Linked DNA regions of Homo sapiens: all the other regions are linked to region 4. Evidence: chromatin loops called from intact Hi-C (ENCODE). Cell type or tissue: PC-3. All regions are shown on one strand. Region 1 overlaps LAMB1 (laminin subunit beta 1). Region 2 overlaps LAMB1 (laminin subunit beta 1). Region 3 overlaps LAMB1 (laminin subunit beta 1). Region 4 overlaps LAMB4 (laminin subunit beta 4).

Region 1 (5,000 bases), 110 kb before region 4:
GTTTCATAAGAATGTCGGCCGGGCGTGGTAGCTCACACCTGTAATTCCAGCACTTTGGGAGGCCAAGGCAGGTGGATCACTTGAGGTCAGGAGTTCGAGACCTGCCTGGCCAACATGGCAAAACCCCATCTCTAAAAAAATACAAAAATTAGACCGGGCGCGGTGGCTCACACCTGTATTCCCAGCATTTTGGGAGGCCGAGGTGGGCGGATCACCTGAGGTCAGGAGTTCAAAACCAGCCTTGACCAACATGGTGAAACCCCATCTCTACTAAAAATACAAAAAGTAGCTGGGCATCATGGCATCCGCCTGTAATCCCAGCTACTAGGGAGACTGAGGCAGGAGAATCGCTTGAACCTGGGAGGTGGAGGTTGCAGTGAGCCGAGATTGTGCCATTGCACTCCAGCCTGAACGACAAGAGCAAAACTGTTTAAAAAAAAAAAAAAAAAATTAGCCAGGTGTGGTGGCAGGCATCTGTAATCCCAGTTACTCTGGAGGTTGAGGCAGGAGAGTTGCCTGAACGACAACAAAAAAGAGTAGCTATTCTGTGATGGGTCTGTTTGCAGAACAGCTATTTAGGAAGAAGTGTGAAAGTGGAGAAATTATAAGAACGCAGCTGCATGACTGCTGGAACCTGCGGGCAGACAGTAATTTGAAGTAGCACAATGCCATCTGCTTCCCACAGCAATTAATGTCAGTTTCAACATGAGAAAATTCCATTCAGGTAGGAAAAGATTTATCAAAGCACTCCAGTTCTCATTGTTATTATAAGATAGTTAGAAACATTTTTGTCTCTATTTTTGGAAGGGAAAATTTGAAATTTCCCACCGCTTAAATGACATCCAAGTTACCAAAATAGTGTTAACGCTATAGAATAACTACAACCTAAGGAGAGAACATTTCAAGTTTTTAAGCAACATTTTGGTCCACAACTTTTTTGTCCCAGTTTTACAAAACGTTTCCACGTTTCTCAATATTATATAGTGACATAAGCATAAATAAGCTTAGTATTAGGATGTGGGGCAAATTATTTTTTCTCAAATACAAGTTACCTCTAAATCAATTTTATCTTTCCCTCTTCTTCCTAGGTCTGCAGACTTCTGCTTATTGTAAATGCTGGGCTACCAATTCATTCTATAGTAACTAGACAAACGAAGAGCCATTCAACCTTCTCCACGGGGTTTTCGTGAGTTACTAAGTTCTTCATGCTGAACTGGATCCCCAGAGATTGATTCATCTGTCTGCACTCTCAAGCTCTGTAGCCTGAAACGGTTCTTTACTGTCATTTATGTCTGTGCATTCTTATAAATTACAACATAAGACAACAGGGTAGTGGCCCAGTACATCAGATATTTTCACAGCCCAAATACAATTTCAAATGCTTTTAATACATGCATAGCTTACAATGAAGCTATAGAAATGGCTGCGGGTAGAAAGGAAAAGTCCATGTGTTAAACTTAGGTTCTTTGTAAAATCAAAAACTAAACAGAGAAACCGTGGTACTCCCCAACTGAATGGCAGTTATGAACGCCAACATTTTCTCCTGCACAAATCCTCCTGCACAAAATGAGCACAAGCGCCTATTGACAAGAGGCCAAACAACAAACTTGAAGAGCAGCTGGAGTATTTAGAAACCCTTGAACTGACCTTTGTGGAAACCCCTCAGTAGAGCAAATATGCTCCCCCCACTCTCTCCTGCCATATTTAAAAAGCGAGCCTCATCTTGACTGCTATTCTAAGTGGCAAATCACTTTTGAAGTGAGTCTCAGGTCTCAACAATAGACAACTAAAGAGATATTGCTCCCTTGATTACAAAGTAAATCAAATGCATGATCAGCTAACATGCATGCTTCCGTAACATAGAAAAAGATTCTCCGATGTCATTTAACCACAAAAGACAAAAGAATCAAAATTATAAAGACAACACATCCTCCAAGTCCCACAAATTTCACCTTAAAGGGAGCAGATGGTTGAGTCCTTTTAGGGACTTAGGGGGTGTCTGTCCCAGAGCCCTTGTGGACGTTTTTCATAACTGCATTTTGAGACATGCAGGAAAGGCCTCATGGCTCACTCAGAAATTGGCACAGAGCTGGACACATCTATTAAATATTTGTTTTACAAGAGAATGAATGAGTAAATTACAGACCAGAGACAGGCTGGGCCACATGTAAAATTAATTTAAATGGGGAAGCAGCATTTTTCTGGCAATATTCCCTGGACTTCTTCCACTCCACTCTTCCTTGCTTCAAGCTTGGAAGTTTTTTGGGGCCTTGGTTAAAAATAGGGCCTTGTGCAGCTGGGAAAGATCAGCAAGAATCAGCCCCGCCTCTACTCAACTGGTTGCACCTTAGTAGCAGGAGAGGCAGGCTCACCTTTCATTCCAACATTTGGAACTAGTCCTGTGCAAAACCCAAACCAAAGCTGATAGTCACAGCAACATCAACAGCAACAAATGTAGCAACAGCTTTGATGTACTGAACACATTTATGATTTATGAACACATTTAAATCCAGGACTTTGTGACTCCAAAGCCCTTTTTTTTTTTTTTTTTTTTTTTGAGACAGAGTCTTGCTCTGTCACCCAGACTGGAGTGCAATGGTGTGATCTCAGCTCACTGCAACCTCTGCCTCCCGGGTTCAAGCGACAGGCACGCACCACCATACCTGGCTAACTTTTCTATTTTTAGTAGAGACGGGGTTTCACCATGTTGGTCAGGATGGTCTCAAACTCCTGACCTCGTGATCCACCCGCCTAGGCCTCTCAAAGTGCTGGGATTACAGGTGTGAGCCACCGCGCCCAGTGAGCCCATTCTTTTAATTACCATACATGCCTCCCAAGAAGATTAAAATGTAATTGTGTAATAAGAGCAGTTGTTGAATGTGGTAAAGAGCTCTGAACTGAGCACCGTAACATATGGATTCAAGATCTGACTGCCATTTAATAGCCATATCACTTTACGTAATAACATCCAACTCTATAAGCTTCAGCTTATTTTTCTATTAAACGGAAATGCAACCCTCATTTTATTGAGTATATTGAGAATGGCAGAGACTTCTGATTTCTCTTCAGTATTCTTTCTTCCCTTGTTCCTTTGACAGTAAGAGCCCTCGCCAAGAGTGTTAGTAGAGCACATGAAACACCTAGAGATGTTTCCCAGTGTCTCCTGCAGTATAGCCACGTGACTAATTCTGGCCAATGAGATGTGAGCAGAAGTGACGTGTGCAACTTCCACATCTCATTTTTTTGTTTTTTTGAGACAGAGTCTTGCTCTGTCACCCAGGCTGGAGTGCAGTGGCACGATCTTGGCTCCCTGCAACCTCCACCTCCTGGGTTCAAGCGATTCTCCTGCCTCAGCCTCCTGAGTAGCTGGGATTACAGGCATATGCCACCATGTCAGCTAATTTTTATATTTTTAGTAGAGACACGGTTTTACCATGTTGGCCAGGCTAGTCTCGAATTCCTGACCTCAAGTGATCCGCCTGCCTTGGCCTCCCAAAGTGCTGGGGATTACGGAGTGAGCCTCCACGCCTGGCCCATGTCTCATCTTTAAATGGAATTTGCTTGCCTCGTCTTCCCTCTTCTCCCGAGTTGAGGTGAGGACATAGTGGTGGTGGTCTAACTCTAACCATGTGAATAAACCTGGAAACATGGATGGCCTTATAACTAGGGTTGCCAGATTTAACAAGTAAATATAAATGACACTCAGTTAAATTTGAATTGCAGATAAACAACTATTTTTTAGGATAAAGTATGTCTCAAATATCACATAGGACATGGTTATACCAACCACAAATATTGCATGAGACACACTTGTACTAGTCACAAATATTATATGGGATATATGGGATATAGTTATGCTAAAAAAAAGAATTATTTATTTGCAAATGTAACTGGGCATCATCCTGTATTTTATCTGGTAAGCTTAATTATGGCAATTGAGCTACACTTCTTCTCTAGAAAACTCTTTGGTGGGTTTTGTAAGAGAGAAAGAAACTTTCACCTTATTTGAACAACTAGATTTGGGGAGACTCTTTGATACAAAAGCCCAATATATACCCTAATATACTGAGCAATAAAATAAGGTATTATGATCAACACAATTACTTGATAACCTATCAATCTTATATCGGATGTATTGTATTTACATCTTATATCAGATGTAAATGTATTCCCTATCAGTGGAGAGTAATTATTGCTAATTTCAAGACCCTCTGGTCAGGTAACACAGAGAAAGAAGGAAAATGAAAAAGGTAGATTTAGCACTGAATATTTAGATTCTGAGTAAGACTTATTCCATGGCTGCTGTTTACCATCAAAACTTTTATTTGGGCCAGGCGCGCTGGTTCACGCCTGTAATCCCAGCACTTTGGGAGGCTGAGGCGGGTGGATCACCTGAGGTCAGGAGTTCGAGACCCAGCCTGGCCAACATGGTGAAAACCCGTCTCTACTAAAAATACAAAAATAAACTAGCTGGGCATGGTGGCGGGCACCTGTAATCCCAGCTACTCGGGAGGCTGAGGCAGGAGAATCACTTGAACCTGGGAGGCAGAGGTTGCAGTGAGCCTAGATCGCGCCACTGCACTCCAGCCTGGGCAATAAGAGTGAAACTCCATCTCAAAAAAACAAAACAAAACAAAACAAACAAACAAAAAATTTTATTTGGGTCAGGCGTGGTGGCTCATGCCTGTAATCCCAGCACTTTGGGAGGCTGAGGTGAGCAGATCACCCGAGGTTGGGAGTTCAAGACTAGCCTGACCAACATGGAGAAACCCCGTCTCTACTAAAAATACAAAATTAGCTGGGCGTGGTGGCACATGCCTGTAATTCCAGCTACTTAGGAGGCTGAGGCAGGAGAATCACTTGAACCCGGGAGGCGGAGGTTGCAATGAGCAGAGATCGCACCATTGCACTCCAGCCTGGGCAACAAGAGCGGAACTCTGTCTCAAAAAACAAAACAAAACAAACAAACAAACTAACAAAAAACACTTTTGTTTGAAAAT
Region 2 (5,000 bases), 130 kb before region 4:
AAACCTTCTTGCTTTGGCATGTTACATCTTTTGCTTATTTCCTGAGATTTAGGCTCAAATATCCAGCTCCCTGAAGAACATCTCCAGCTTGGCTGTCCCAGAGCATCCCAAACCAACGGATCTAAGACAGAAGCCCTCAATCCCTCGGATGGTCTCTATCAGGGTGAAGGCACTACCACCTGCTGAGTCAACCAAGTCAGAAATTTAGTCCCCGTTCTTCTCCAGATTCTTTCTTCACACTCCATCAGGAACCAAATTCTGTGATTTTTACTTCTGCATCTTGTGTCTCTCTTCCCCCTTTCCATTGGCTATGCTATGCTAAATATAAGAAATGCGGCTGGGCACGGTGGCTCACGCCTGTAATCTCAGCACTTTGGGAGGCCGAGACAGGCGGATCACCTGAGGTTGGGAGTTCGAGACCAGCCTCACCAACATGGAGAAACCCCATCTCTACTAAAAATACAAAATTAGCTGGGCGTGGTGGCGCAGGCCTGTAATCCCAGATACTTGGGAGGCTGAGGCACGAGAATCGCTTGAACCCGGGAGGCAGAGGTTGAGGTGAGCTGAGATCACGCCATTGCACTCCAGCCTGGGCAACAAGAGTGAAACTTCTGTTCTCAGCTTATGTCCCTTTTATTAGTATCATAATTTTGTATACAATACAAAACTCAAATTACATGTATCCATTTTTACTTCACTTAAAGAAGAGCTGTGGTTTGGAATTGTTACTTTCAACTCATTCTCAAGGTTTGTTCTTTCTTTTTTTCTCATCCCAAAGTTTTAAACAAGGTACCTAAGGCAAGTTGCAACTCACAGGAACACTTTGCACTCACAGGCTTATTAAAAATGTCCCAAGGCCGGGTGCGCAGTGGCTCACGTCTATAATCCCACACTTTGGGAGGCCAAGGCAGGTGGATCACTTGCAGGAGTTTGAGACCAGCCTGGCCAACATGGTGAAACCCCGTCTCTACTGAAAATACAAAAAATTAGCCAGGTGTAGGGGCACACACCTGTAATCTCAGCTACTCGGGAGGCTGAGACAGGAGAATCACTTGAAACCAGGAGGTGGAAGTTGCAGTGAGCCGAGATCATGCCATTGCACTCCAGCCTGGGTGACAGAGTGAGACTTCATCTCAAAATAAATAAATAAATAAATAAAATCCTAAACGACCCTGCCGCAGCATAGCTGAAGTCCTCTTTTTGTGTATCATGTTGTTATCCTACAGGAATAGGAACTCTTTTTATTATTATTATTTTTTTATTTTTGAGATGGAGTCTCGCACTGTCGCCCACGCTGGAGTACAGTGGAACGATCTCGGTTCACTGCAACCTCCGCCTCTTGGGTTCAAGCGATTCTCCCACCTCAGCCTCCTGAGTAGCTGGGACTATAGGCGACTGCCACCATGCCTGGCTAATTTTTGTATTTTTAGTAGAGACAGGGTTTCACCATATTGGCCAGGCTGGTCTCAATCTCCTGACCTCGTGATCCATCTGCTTCGGTCTCCCAAAGTGCTGGGATTACAGGTGTAAGCCACCACGCCCAGCCAGGAATAGGAATTCTTAACGTCCCATAGCCAATTCCCAAGAAAGGAAAGCTTGTTCCAATTAGGACCTAGCCTTCTTTTGGCACAGTCCATGAACAAAAGCTATTTTCAGAAATTCAGGCATCAGACATTACATCATATGGACAAAAGAAAATTCTTTCCTCCCCAGATGTTTACTGAGACAACAAATATCCAAAACATGAACCACCAAAGAAGAAAACAACTAGACCTTCACATGCAACCATTAGAGAACGAGCAAATGAAGGTGAGGACAAAGGCGCCAGCAGGCTCCCGGTGCTGCCTCTATCTGCAGCACAATTCTAAACAAGGAATGGCTCCATGAGAGCTGATCATGTGAAAGGAATTCCCTTAACAGCGGCCCTGCCAATCACAAGTCTGTGTCCACAGGCTTGAATTGTCATCACAGATAGGCATGGCTCTGATTCAACACTGGCTCCTTCAGTGAACTCATTCTTGTGGCTTTCCTATGCAGATGGCCCTCACCCTACAGCTCTCAGCACCCAGCAGGTGGCTGGGCTCTGCTTCTCTATTTCCAGCCATCAATGGGACATTTCCATGGACTGGCCAGCTGTCATCTCTAATTCATCTTGTCCCAAACAGATCATCACCACCCACACTGACTTCTTATCCTCAGCTCTGCTGTTTCTGCCAGTAGATTTAAAATTCTTCTCATGGTATAGGTGAGACATCACCTTCTCTTTCCTTTATCCCAATACTCAGCTTTTACTTCAAAATGTTTCTCAACTTAGCAGCTTCCTCTCATTGTCACTGCCACTGCCACTGCGTCAGTCCAGGATGGCATCACCCCATACCTGTTACTCTAACAATCTCCTAAACTGACCTCTCAAATTCTTCTTCCTCTTCTGCCTAGTCCATCCTGTCTACCACGGGCCAACCGATCTTCCTACAGTGCTGCTTTCATTGTTTCACGAAAACCCACAATTGTTTCTTATGATATCAAGCCATGATGCCTCTGCCTGGCTTTCTGCAGCCTCCATAACCCATCCTCTGAAAACGGCTTCTCTTTCTGGTGCCGACTCTTTGCTTTCCAATGAGCCACACTCCTCATACTCTTCAGCAAATATTTACTGATCAAATATTGGCCCTAGCAGCCTTGCTTCCCAGTGCAGGTATTCTCACATTTTAGTCCATTGTGAACTTTGTTCTGAATGAATCCTTACTTCCTCACTAAGTCTATTATTTCTGGCTAAATGATATACAGAAAGAGAAATAGAAAAAAAAATAGTCCCTGTCTTCAAGAACTTACAGTCTAATTGGGGATAAACAATAAAGAAATTAACCAATGCAACAAATCAAAATGCAGTAAGAACCTATGCATTGATAGAGTTACAAGCAAAGCACTAAGGGAGAAGAAGATATGATTCATCTGATTGAGAAGACTGAGGGAGGCGTCATGAAAGAGGTGTCCTTAAAGCCTGGAGAGGACTTGACAGGCAGAGAGAGGACAGGAATAACAGGAGCAAAGAGGGTGATGGGGGAATGTGGGCAGAGATGGTCAAGATCAGACCAGATCTCGACCTTGCTACAGTCATTCCCATCTCTGTGCCTTTACCCATCTTTTCCCTCCCAGCTCGGAGGCCCTCCCCTGCTCACTAATCGCACCTTTCAAATCTCAGCTTTCAAAACTCAAGCACAAATCCTGGCTTCTTCACAGTGATACCAATGATTTATTACATGTAATTACTCTCTCCTGTGTTCAAGTAAAAATCAAATCTGATAGAAATGGCACATCTTAGATTCTTATGTATTCTCTACAAATTTCTCTGTAAACTAGAGATTCAATTTCATTAAATCAGTAAGGGAGAATAAGGACATAAAATAAATAAGGCCTGTGTGAGGCAGAATAATGGCCCCCAAAGATGTCCACATCCTCATCCCTGTTATCTGTGGGATGTTACCTCATATGGCAAAAGGAACTTTGCAGATGTGATTAAGGGTAAGGACATCAAGATGGAGCGATTATTGGATGATCTGGGTGGGTCCAATCTAATCACATAAATTCTTAAAAGTGGGAGAGGCAGGCAGGGAAGTAAGTAGGTCAGAGAGCTGTGACATAAGAAGGATTTGACCCAGTGGTACCTTTGAAGATGGAGAGAGGGGACCATGAGTCAAGGAATGTGGGCAGCTCTAGAGGACAAGAATAGCCCTTAGATGACAGCCAGCAAAAGAAGGGGAACCTCAGCCTACGACTGCAAGGAGCAGAATCCTGCCAACAACCCAAATTAGCTGGAAACAGATTCTCCTTTAGAGCCTTAGAAAACAATGCAGCCCTACCAACATCGTGATTTTGGTCCACTGAGACTGTATTTGACACATAGAACTGGAAAATAATAAACTTATATTGTTTTAAACAACCAAATTGTGGTAATTTGTTATGGCAGCAATAGAAAACTGATACAGGCTCTATGTTTTCTCAGTGGGTGAAGGCCAAGATTATTTCTTAAAAAAATACATTTATGGCTGGGTGTGGTGGCTCACGCCTGTAATCCCAGCACTTTGGGAGTCCGAGGCGAGCGGATCAAGAGGTCAGGAGATTGAGACCATCCTGGCTAACACGGTGAAACCCCATCTCCACTAAAAATACAAAAAATTAGCCGGGCATGGTGGCAGGTGCCTGTAGTCCCAGCTACTTGGGAGGCTGAGGCGGGAGAATGGCATGAACCTGGGATGCGGAGCTTGCAGTGAGCCAAGATCGCGCCACTGCACTCCAGCCTGGGCGACAGAGCGAGACTCCGTCTCAAAAAAAAAAAAAAAAAATCATAAATATAGAAATTGGCAACATTTAAAAATTCCATTTCATTTAAATGGTGGTGAATAAAGAAAATGGAATTTTAACATTTCCCTATTACTAAGGAATTAGGCAGAAAAATATTAAAGCATAAAAAACATCATTCATAATAACCAACCACAGTGTTCCGTCAGCACCATTCATTTTCTCAGGGTGGCATTCCTCCCCACCCCCAACTAGGACACTTTCTTTTTGGTAAGACCTACGTCCTATAATCCTGTTCTATCACAGTATAGTCATGTGTCACTTAATGACTGGGATATGTTCTGAGAAATGTGTTGTTCGCCAATTTTGTTGTTGTGTGACCATCATAGTGTACTTACACAAACCTAGATGGTATAGCTTACTACACACCCAGGCTGTAGAGTATAGCCTATTGCTCCTAAGCTACAAACCTGTACAGCATATTACTGTATTGAATACCATAGGCAATTGTAACACAATGACAAGAACTTGTGTATTCAACCATATCAAAATGTAGAAAAGCTACAGTAAAAATACAGTATCTTATGGGACCACCGTTGTATGTGTGGTCCATCCTTGACTGAAATGTTATTATGCAGTACATGATTATAATTAACAAAGGGTTAGCTACACCATAGTCATTCAATACAATGATAAAAATA
Region 3 (5,000 bases), 150 kb before region 4:
TAATTAGGATTACATAAGACAAGACTTCACTCTACTGACAACAGTATTTATAGTTCTCTAAAGAATCGAATGAAGTCTGATTTTCTGAGTCACAATGGAAATATTAAGGTGGGTGGTTGTGAAAGAAATCCCAACATTAGAAAATACAGGCATTCTAAAGATTAATGTCTGGGCAAAAGAACACACTGTGTTTTTCTACTAAAAAACACAAAATGAGAAACGAGCATGATGGGGAAGTGGCCACTACCCGGACCCTCTTGCCTATGCCCCACATTTACCGTTTGCCTGGGTTTAGAGACACTGCCCTTTTCCAAGAGCCAGAGGCCCCAAATGGAAACTTTACCCTTCCTTTTTGCTATCTATGAATCAACAGAAAGATTCCTCCTGTGACTCTTTGACTCCTGAGGAGGACAATGCAGCGCTCCAGGCTGTTTTCTCCAGCACGTTCATGGTGGGTGGATGAGATTCCCTCTCCATCCCAGCACAGTGGTGGGCTTGTTCAGGCTTGGCACCATCGACCAACAGCCCCAACCCGCCTGGACAATAGGAACATTCAACAATCTGTAAGTTGGAGGCTCAACTCATTTGTCTTTTACATAACTACATTCTTTTTTTCCATAAGGAGAATACTTAGCTAGGACTTAAATCTTTCTATAAGCATATTGTTAGCTAGTTGGCATCAGAAAGTCTAAATTTATGCCCTCTAACAACCAATTCAACTGAAAACATATTTGTCAAGCAATTACATAACTGGAGAAAAGAGCTGATGTTCTTTTTGCATAGTTCCATCTAATTTTGAATGACACCTCTTCTTGTCCCTGCTGATCTCTGGGCCCATCCCTTCAGAAAGCCCCTGTGCTCCTGTTTCTAATCGTGAATGCATTCCAGCACAAACATAACCAAGAGCCTTGTCTGCCTCTGCATCTTGGCCCCTGCCTTCACAGGCCACACTGGTCCTACTCCTGTTGCCACCCTGTCTGCACCAGACCCCATAGCTGGCCATGAATCAATCCCCCATTGTCCACTCAAATCAATTCTCACTCTCTCTGGGTGCTTTGTAGGTTATGAGCTTTCTCCAAAGAGTGCTAAAAGCATTGAGGATCCGACACATTCTCTGTTTGACAGACTGCCTTAAGCACTGTGGGACATTTATTATTATTGGCTCCTGCATACCAAGTGCCTATAGCAATGACCCCATTATGGTGATGACCCAAAATACTCCCCTCCTCCCAAATTTCCAAATGTCCCCACCCCAGCTCAGCCACTGTGGGCACAAAGGAGAGACAGTATCTACTTTAACACCCCAAATAAAGATGCCCCAACATTTTATATCTTCTTCTTCTTTTTTTTTTTTTTTTTTTGAGACAGTCTTGCTCTGTCACCCAGGCTGGAGGGCAGTGGCACGATCTCTGCTCACTCACTGCAACCTCTGCCTCCTGGGTTCAAGCGATTCTCATGCCTCAGCCTCCCAAGTAGCTGGGATTATAGGTGTGCGCCATCTCACCTGATTAATTTTCGTATTTTTAGTAGAGATGGGGTTTCACCATGTTGGTCCGGCTGGTGTCGGACTCCTGACCTCAAGTGATCCGCCCGCCTTGGCCTCCCAAAGTGTTGGGATTACAGGCGTGAACCACCGTGCCCGGCTAACATTTTATAACTTTGAATTGCCAAAGTATGCAATGAGGTCAGTTGCCTTCACCCCAGATTTTAACACTTTGGGGAAAGGGGCTTTCTGGTCTTCCATGAAAAAAACAAAACTAAAGATAAGGTTGGAGAGATGACAATGTAGTGGGAAAACAAGGGGAAAATGAAACACCTGGATCTAGAACCTGGAAGTATCTCTTAGGGTATTTTCACTTATGCTCACTTGGAGCTTCCAATGCTTCCAGAGGGCTTGAAAAATACTTTTTCTTGCTGGTGTGAGCTGACTGGGTATCATTATTAGGGTCACGAATACGAATGATGTATACATATAAATGCAGAGAGGACTGGAAAGATTCCTATCAAGCTGAGTAAAAAGAGGAGTATACTGGGTGAGGAGATGAGAAGGGACTTTGTTTTCTTCTAATACAGGAGTACCAATTGCTTGAAGTGAATGTGGGCAGTCTGGCTCCAGGACCTACACTCTTGGCTATGGGACCTCTTCATCTGTCTGCATCCCTGCTGCCCTCGTGCCACCGGGATTGGCCAGCATAATAGGCAAACCATAAAGCCATGTGATCTTTGTAGTTCCTCCATTAACTAAATTTCTATGATTATCTTACAGAAAAAAAAAGGAAATGCCAAAGGGAGGAGTAAAAAGGAACAGACATATCCAGTTTCAATACATTCTCCTTAAACCAGGTTTCCTTGCAGAATACTTAGTTTCTGTTTTTTATCGGTTGTTTGCTTTTCCTGATGAAAAGTTTCTTACGTAATGAGCTGACCTTTCTTCTGGATGAAAGGAACAAAGAAGTTGGCGAACAATGATGCCATGAATCTCACTCTTTGCAGAGTTTCTAAAACAGGATCTAACTTTTGACCCAAACAAGTTGACAAGGTTTCTATAAGTCACAATTTCCCTGGCAGATTTAGAGGCGAAAGTTTAAAGAAAAGATAAAAGGGTAAGGAGTAAAGTTCTAAGGACCACATGAACAATTCTCTGATTGACTCTGACTCTGGGTAGCAGGCCTTTCCTGCTAACAAAGCTAAGATGGAGCCAAAGGTCAGAAAGCTTTGGCAGAGAAAGCTATTTTGCCAATGACACATGCTGACAGAATCAGGGTATGTGCAACGATAGAGCCATTATCTGGAAAAAATCAAGCCTTGGGGCATTACAAGTTTGAGGAATTTAACAGAGTAGTGATTAGAGCCCTGGAAAAAACAGATTTTAAGCAGAGTTTTACTTTCAAGAGACATCTTGGAGAAACTGGTCCACTGGATTTCAATACCTTCTAATGGAAGAGGGGATGTCAGATCTCATTAAGAACCAAATTTGGAGAATGATGAAAGAAAAGTACCTGTTTATTGACATAGCAAACATTATCCCCACTGTGAAACAAACCTTAATCTAAGAGGTCCATACAAACCCTTCTGGCTAAGCCTCAACTTAAAAAACAAATCATATCTAATTTGTTCTGGTCTTGCCCACTGACCTTTTTCTGCTGTTAAGGAACACATGGGTTTGCACCCTGAAGGAACACAGTTTCTAGGTTCCTGACCTTCTGTAGGAGATATTGAATGAGTTGCCAACTTGAAGATCTGTATTATTTCTTGCTGTAGTTGTGTCCAAAAAAAGAAAACGGTCATTTTAAAAATTTAAGAGTCCTGGCCAGGCACAGTGGCTCACACCTGTAATTCTAGAACTTTGGGAGGCCGAGGCGGGTGAATCATGAGGTCAGGAGTTTGAGACCAGCCTGACCAATATGGTGAAACCCCATCTCTACTAAAAATACAAAAATTAGCCGGGCGTGGTGGCGCTTGCCTGTAACTCCAGTTATTTGGGAGGCTGAGGCAGGAGAATCGCTTGAACCCAGGAGGTGGAGGTTGCAGTAAGCCGAGATTATGCCACTGCATTCCGGCCTAGGTGACAGAGCGAGACTCCGTCTCAAAAAAAAAAAAAATTCAAGAGTCCAACAGAGACCTATAATTTCAGATGTGCAACAAATATACGAAAGAGCACTTAAGAAACTACAGAAAATTTTTATCCATAATGATCAATTAAAAACAGGGAAGAAAATCAAGTAGGAAAGAAAGAATATAAAAACAGAGTTGCAACAGCCTATTCAGTCTTTTCCATATTTTGACTTTAAGATCTGAAAAATAATTTTCCAGGTCAAAAAAACTGCAATACCATAAAAATCAAGCAATCCTGATGATTCACATAATTTTAACAAGTTTTTGTTTGTAAGAAAATGTCATTTCCATCTTTTTTTGTTTGTTTGTTTAATCATAAGCTTAGGTGAAAATCTGGGTTTTATTCACATTAAACTGACTTGGAGCCCCTGACCTTGGAGCCCTTTGTTGTGCACGAAGTCTCCATGACATTGCCCTCCAGTTTTCACTGGTGGGGATGTTATCTTACACACATACGCCAAGAGCTTAAACTGTCAACAGAGTCTAGTTGATCCACTGAATCCAGTGATCTTACTAGGATAACCATTTACCTCTTCTTGTGCCATCAAGGAAGTTGGCCACAAAATACTGTTCAGAGGGGATAAAAAGTCACTTTGCCAAACATAGGGTTCACATGGTCCCACCTTGGTTAAAAGTATTTTAAAAAGCAGCTCTGTGTGTATTTGTGGTGTGTGTGTGTGTGTGTGTGTGTGTGTGTGTGTGTGTGCTTACACACAGAAACAAACTTTACCCCAGGGTGTGAGGCCGGGAGAGTATGCACATCCACTCTTGACTACCTATACTTATGGGCAGGGCTAGATTTGTTAGATTGTTTTTTAAACAATCAGTGTTAATTTATTTTGCAATTAAATACAGGTTCTTATAGACACGTTAATTTGTACTGTGTTTTATAATTTACAGAAGGCTCTTGTAGAACCCCAGTTCCCTCCACTCTCTGATCAAGTCAATGCGAGAACGCCCACAACTCACCTCGGCACTCCACGTCGGGGTCTCCCCAGAAGAGTTCCTGGCACTCGCTGCAGGTGCGGCCTCCAAACCCAGGCATGCACTGGCACTGCCCCGTGAACTGCGGCCAGAACACAGACCTTGGTCAAGCAGGCTTCAGGCCAGAAGCCAGTTGTCATCTTTTTTTTCTAGCTGCCACTTAGAAGTAGGAATGAACTGTTTACCTGAGAAGGTCTCCATTGACTAGGAAAAGGGACTCCCACTTCAATCGTAGGTGTCGAGAGCCCCATGCCAGCATCTAAGTGCTCTTTTGCAACAGGGCTTGGAAAGGTCTGTGGCATGTTATTATTTATTTACATATTTCCTCACTTTTATCCTCACAGATCAGCCACAATCCTGGGCCACCTTTGACTCGCCTGACTTAGGGAGTATGCCCTCCT
Region 4 (5,000 bases):
ACTAATGAATGGATAAATAAAAGTGGCACCTCTGTACAATAGTATGTTATTCAGCAATAAAAAATAAAGACCGATGTAATCTGCAATATGGATAAAACTTGAAAACATTACTAATTGTACCATCTTAACCATTTTAAGCAGGCAGTTCAATTGTGTTAAGCACATTAACATCGTTGCATAAACAAACTCCAGAACGCTTTTCATCCTACAAAACTGAAACTCTATGCCCTTTATATAATAACTCCCCACTCCTTCTCCCCTCTAATCCCTAGCAACCACCGTGCTGCTTTCGGTCTGATTTTGACTACTCTGGGTACCTCATATAAGTGGAATTATATAGTCTTTGTCTTTTTGTGACTGCCTTCTTTTACTTTGCATAATGTTCTTAAGGATCATCCATGTTGATGGATGTGTCAGAATTTTTTTCCTTTTTAAGGAAGAATAAGATTCCATTGTATGTAAATACCACATTTTGTTTACCCACTCATCCATCAGTGGATACTTGGGTTACTTCCACCTTTTGGCTAGTGTTGCTGTGAACATGGAAATACAAATATCCCTTCAAAGCTCTGCTTTCAATTATTTTGGGTATATATGCAGAAGAGGGGTTTCTTTTGTGGGGGGATGAAAATGATTGTGGTGATGATTACACAACTTCCAATATACTAAAAATTATTGAATTGTTTACAGGGTGAATTGTATGGTATGTAAATTATATTCAATAAAGCTGTTATGGGCTGGGCACAGTGGCTTATGTCTAGAATCCCAGCACTTTGGGAAGGTGAGGCGGAAGGGTTGCTTGGGATCAGGAGTTGAAGACCAGCCTAGGAAACACAGTGAGACTCCGTCTCTCAAAAAAAAAAAAAAAAAAAATTAGATGGCTGTGGTGGCACATGCTTGTAGTTCTAGCTACTTGAATGCTGAGGTGAGAAAATTGCTTGAGTCCAGGAGTTTAAGGCTGCAGTGAGCTATGATTGTGCCACTGTAAGCCAGCCTTGATGACAAAACAAGACTCTGTCTCTCTCAAAAAAAAAAAAAAAAAAAAAAAAAAAAAAAAATTTAAAGCTGGTATACACCCCCACACACCAAAATAATGTTCAGCCTGTTCTTGGAGGACATCATTTTAGTCAGAGAGTCAGAGAAACATGTGGAATGCTGAAAGGTATGATGGGAAATTGGTTTGACTATATAATTCATTATCATGACATTTAATTTTGCCATCAAACTTAAGAAGAGCGTTTTATTACAGAAAGATTCAGACCAATGTTTTCTAAACATGCAAATAATCCACAGTTCCTTATATGGGCAAAAATATGGAGCAGGAGGCTGTGACCAAATGGAAATTATTTACCCAGGGTTTCTGAGGAATCTGTAGCTCTACGGAGGCCCGGAGCAGCTCTAAATTTCTGTGATCCTATAGCTAAGGGTCTGCTCATTTGGCCTTAGAAAACTGCTGAGGTGTTTTTCTATTTCCGCTCCCCCGCTTCCCTGAGCTCTTTAATTATTTTTTCTTTTATCAGAGAACATATGGACCAATATTAGAAGGGGTGTGAGAAGAAAGGGGAAACATAATTTAAAAAATAAAAAGAGGCCGGGCATGGCGGCTCACGCCTGTAATCCCAGCACTTTGGGAGGCCGAGACGGGCGGATCACGAGGTCAGGAGACAGAGACCATCTTGGCTAACACGGTGAAACCCCGTCTCTACTAAAAATACAAAAAATTAGCCGGGCGTGGTGGCAGGCGCCTGTAGTCCCAGCCACTGCACTCCAGCCTGGGTGACAGAGCGAGACTCCGTCTCACAAATAAATAAATAAATAAATAAACAAACCACCACTTGAAAATTGCCTAAGATGACATCAATCTTGCAGAAACACATAATGTAATTTAATGGATTTGTATGTAGAGGTCTAGTGGAAACCAAAAAAACTTTTGCAACTTGGCGTTAAATTTCTTGCCATTTCCCCGTGTTTGTTCCAGTGGGGAAAATGTGAATGCCCCCTGCTGGTCCTTTATGATAAACCCAGCAAACCACAGAGAAAAGTTCTCCACTAACCGCTTAGGATTTACGGGAACCATTATGTTACTTTTTAAAACCCAGAGGTTGGCAGGATTCTTAGGTATTCATGATCATCAATTTTTAGGGCAGACAGAGACAGCCCCAAGCTTTAAAACGCATAGGGGCCGAGGTGGGCGGATCACTTGAGGTCAGGAGTTTGAAACCAGCCTGGCCAACATGGTGAAACCCCGTCTATATTAAAAATACAAAAATTATCTGGGCGTGGTGGTGGTCGCCTGTAATCCCAGCTACTCGGGAGGCTGAGGAAGGAGAATTGCTTGAACCTGGGAGGTGGAGGTTGGAGTGAGCCGAGATTTTGCCACTGTACTCCAGCCTGGGCGACAGAGCGAGACTCCATCTCAAAAACAGACAAACCAACCAACCACATAGGGGTTGATGGACACTCCCCCGACCCCCGATTATGGACTTACGCTGGCAGCCCAGGGGGTCGGTGGCGCTTAGTCCGTAGTGGTTGGGTTTGCACTGGTCGCATTTGGCTCCTTCCACGTTCTCTTTACAAAGGCACTGGCCGGCCACAGACCCTAAGGCAGGATCAGAGTGGCTCACACAAATGCCACCAGATATGGTCCCATCGGGGTCACATTCACAAGCTGGGGACACAGACATTCATTGTTTTAGTTAATTGCAAATTGTGGGAAGCCTGAAATATAAGCACGGCATTTTACTCATGCTATAACTATCTTGCTTTGTTTAAATAATTAAATGTTTAAATAATTAGACCACCTGGCAAGAGCTATTCAGAAATGTCTCCCAGATCTCTAGCCTTGGAAAACGTTGAATAAATCCATGCATATATTTTTAAAAGACTTTTAAATGATTCGAAAGTCAGAGGACCAGAGGAAGACTGCTGTTATGAAAATTAAGACTAGATTATGTTAAGAATAGACTGATTCTTCTGGGGATGATGAGAACGTTTTGGAATTAGGTAGATGGGATGGCTGCACAACATTGTGCTGGTGAACTGTTGTTCATTTAAAAATGGTTAATATTTTATGTTATGTGAATTTCATCTAAAAATAGATTTTAAAAAAGACTCTAAAGGTGAAAATAAGGTCAAAATCTCTGAAACGTGCTTAAAAAGTAAGTCTCTCCTCTATCACAGAAAAATATGTCACAAGGAAAAGTGACATTCTATTTTATTTTTCCTGGAAGAAACACCTGTAAGAAGGAAAGGGAGGGAATAGTGAGAAGTATTCATATCCTTGGTTTTGTTGGGGGGAAATCTGCTGACAGGTCAAGAGCTTGATGGAAGAGATTCTGGAAAATGGGATAAACAGTCACTTGCAGCAAAGGAGCCACAATGGTAGCAACCTTTTTCCTGTTGTTGTTGTAGACATTTGAACAACTCAAGGATGGTGTGTCATATGAAAAAGAATGTTGACAGTTTGAGTTAATTCCAGAGGGTAGAACCAGGAGAGAGTAGAAGTCACAAAAGGTAGCACTTGATTGAGTTTGAGGAAGAACTCTCAAATAGTTAGGGGTGCCCAATACTGCAGCGAACCCCTCATCATCGGAGGTGTCCAGGTAGATGTTGAAACAGCACTTGTGGCTTTGGTATGGATGACAAATGTGTTGTTGGGCATTAGATGACCACCAAGGTCTCTTGTACCTTTGTGGTTCTGTGTTTCCATGGGGTTCCACTTTTAAGGCGTGTAATAAAAATAAAAATATGAATATCCTGATTTTAAGGAACAGTCACATTCACATTTATACATGCTTGCTTTGGATTACTAAAAACAAAACTGTCAAGTCTAAAACCATGTCTATATAACCACCATTTAGGTTAGTGAGTTTAGTGGAAACAATTCAGTCAAACCAGTTGTTTCGCATTATTGAAGCAACTGGTGTTTGCTCTCTGACACAATCTTTCAAATTTCAATGATTTGTTACTTGTTATTGTTTTGTGACTGGTGACTTACTATGAAAAAATAGCATTGAGTTCTGTTTAGTTTGGAAAAGCCACAATTTTCTTCTAATTAAAGCCAGTTGCTTCTAGAAAGAAGGGAACAAACTGGATTCATCTTAATAGTGGCCAAAAGGAAAAAGCTACAATTTCTTTGGGAGACACTCCAAAGAATCAGTATTGAGTTCCAGAGAATAATTTAATTATGCACAGAAGTATCCTTTGGGAAAGAGATGTGGGAAGGGTGGATAGTAAATGTTCTTTGAAATAGCCTTATGTCATGACCTTTAGAAGTCTAATTGAATGTCTTGGTGTCACATAATTCTAGCAAACTTTTATTATCAAGTAGTTGAGTCTACCAAATCTTGGTTTTTCTGTATCAAATTTAATGGCAACTTAATTGTAGAAAACTTAAAATTAGTCAACTCTTATGCCTGGAATCTGCTTATGTAAATATTTAGGTTCAAACAAGGACAACTTAGAGAAAATTTATATGAGAATTCTAATCAATCTTCAAATACACATCATTTGTATATATACACATAAACATTTGTTTAGGTAAACTGGGAGAAACTGGGGTGTCTCATGATAGTAGTTTGTTACAAGCTCCTCATCTACCTTTTATGGAAAAATTCCTTGTTTACAAAGAATGACTTCTTACTTTCATACCAGGAGTACTAGTTTTCTTTCCAAAGCACTATCGAGTTAATACTCAGTGGTTCTTAAGGAACAAGACTTTGATTGATGTGCTCAAAATATTTGGTTTGTTATTTCCAAATCTCTTTCCAGATTCCTAGATTATCTGTTTCAATAATTGTATTTCCCTGATTCTACCCAAGAGAGCAATTTAATCTTCTTTTATAAATACATAGTTTTAAAACAATAAAAGTTATGTGTGTGCATGATTACAGATTGTGGTAAAAACTGTGTGGTAGGATACTTAGGAAATTGCTCTAAAGAAATACATTTTCTGAGAATCTAGTTCTTTATATCAATTTTGAACAGGTCACGTAAGGTAA

The links. Peaks named below come from ENCODE experiments on the same cell type or tissue, not always from the same donor. Only the 100,000 strongest peaks of a DNase experiment are listed, where the experiment ranks them.
Region 1: it touches region 4 in a loop (4-fold over the local background); 4 of 110 quality-filtered maps call a loop at or near these places.
Region 2: it touches region 4 in a loop (5-fold over the local background); 3 of 110 quality-filtered maps call a loop at or near these places.
Region 3: a loop joins it to region 4, with 2.8 times the contacts of the local background. A loop is called at or near these places in 7 of 110 quality-filtered maps.

The regions. Positions count from the first base shown.
Region 1 is chr7:107,981,014-107,986,013 of GRCh38, forward strand. All of the region lies in intron 7 of LAMB1 (laminin subunit beta 1), which reads right to left. Among named protein-coding and RNA genes, the nearest start is that of LAMB1, 20 kb to the right of the region's middle. In PC-3, a CTCF peak has its summit at 1,966; no DNase peak of the experiment used is centred here; H3K27ac peaks cover 354 bases.
Region 2 is chr7:107,964,963-107,969,962 of GRCh38, forward strand. The region is part of intron 13 of LAMB1 (laminin subunit beta 1); the gene reads right to left. Among named protein-coding and RNA genes, the nearest start is that of LAMB1, 36 kb to the right of the region's middle. In PC-3, no CTCF peak of the experiment used is centred here; a DNase peak (open chromatin) is centred at 1,949; H3K27ac peaks cover 2,078 bases.
Region 3 is chr7:107,946,642-107,951,641 of GRCh38, forward strand. LAMB1 (laminin subunit beta 1) reads right to left here. Exons shown (of 34, transcript NM_002291.3): 24 at 4,585-4,681. Among named protein-coding and RNA genes, the nearest start is that of LAMB1, 54 kb to the right of the region's middle. RefSeq lists an enhancer at 76-1,806. In PC-3, no CTCF peak of the experiment used is centred here; a DNase peak (open chromatin) is centred at 2,720; H3K4me3 peaks cover 1,247 bases; H3K27ac peaks cover 3,738 bases.
Region 4 is chr7:108,095,915-108,100,914 of GRCh38, forward strand. It overlaps LAMB4 (laminin subunit beta 4), which reads right to left. Exons shown (of 34, transcript NM_007356.3): 11 at 2,489-2,668. Among named protein-coding and RNA genes, the nearest start is that of LAMB4, 32 kb to the right of the region's middle. In PC-3, a CTCF peak has its summit at 2,002 (motif pointing left); no DNase peak of the experiment used is centred here.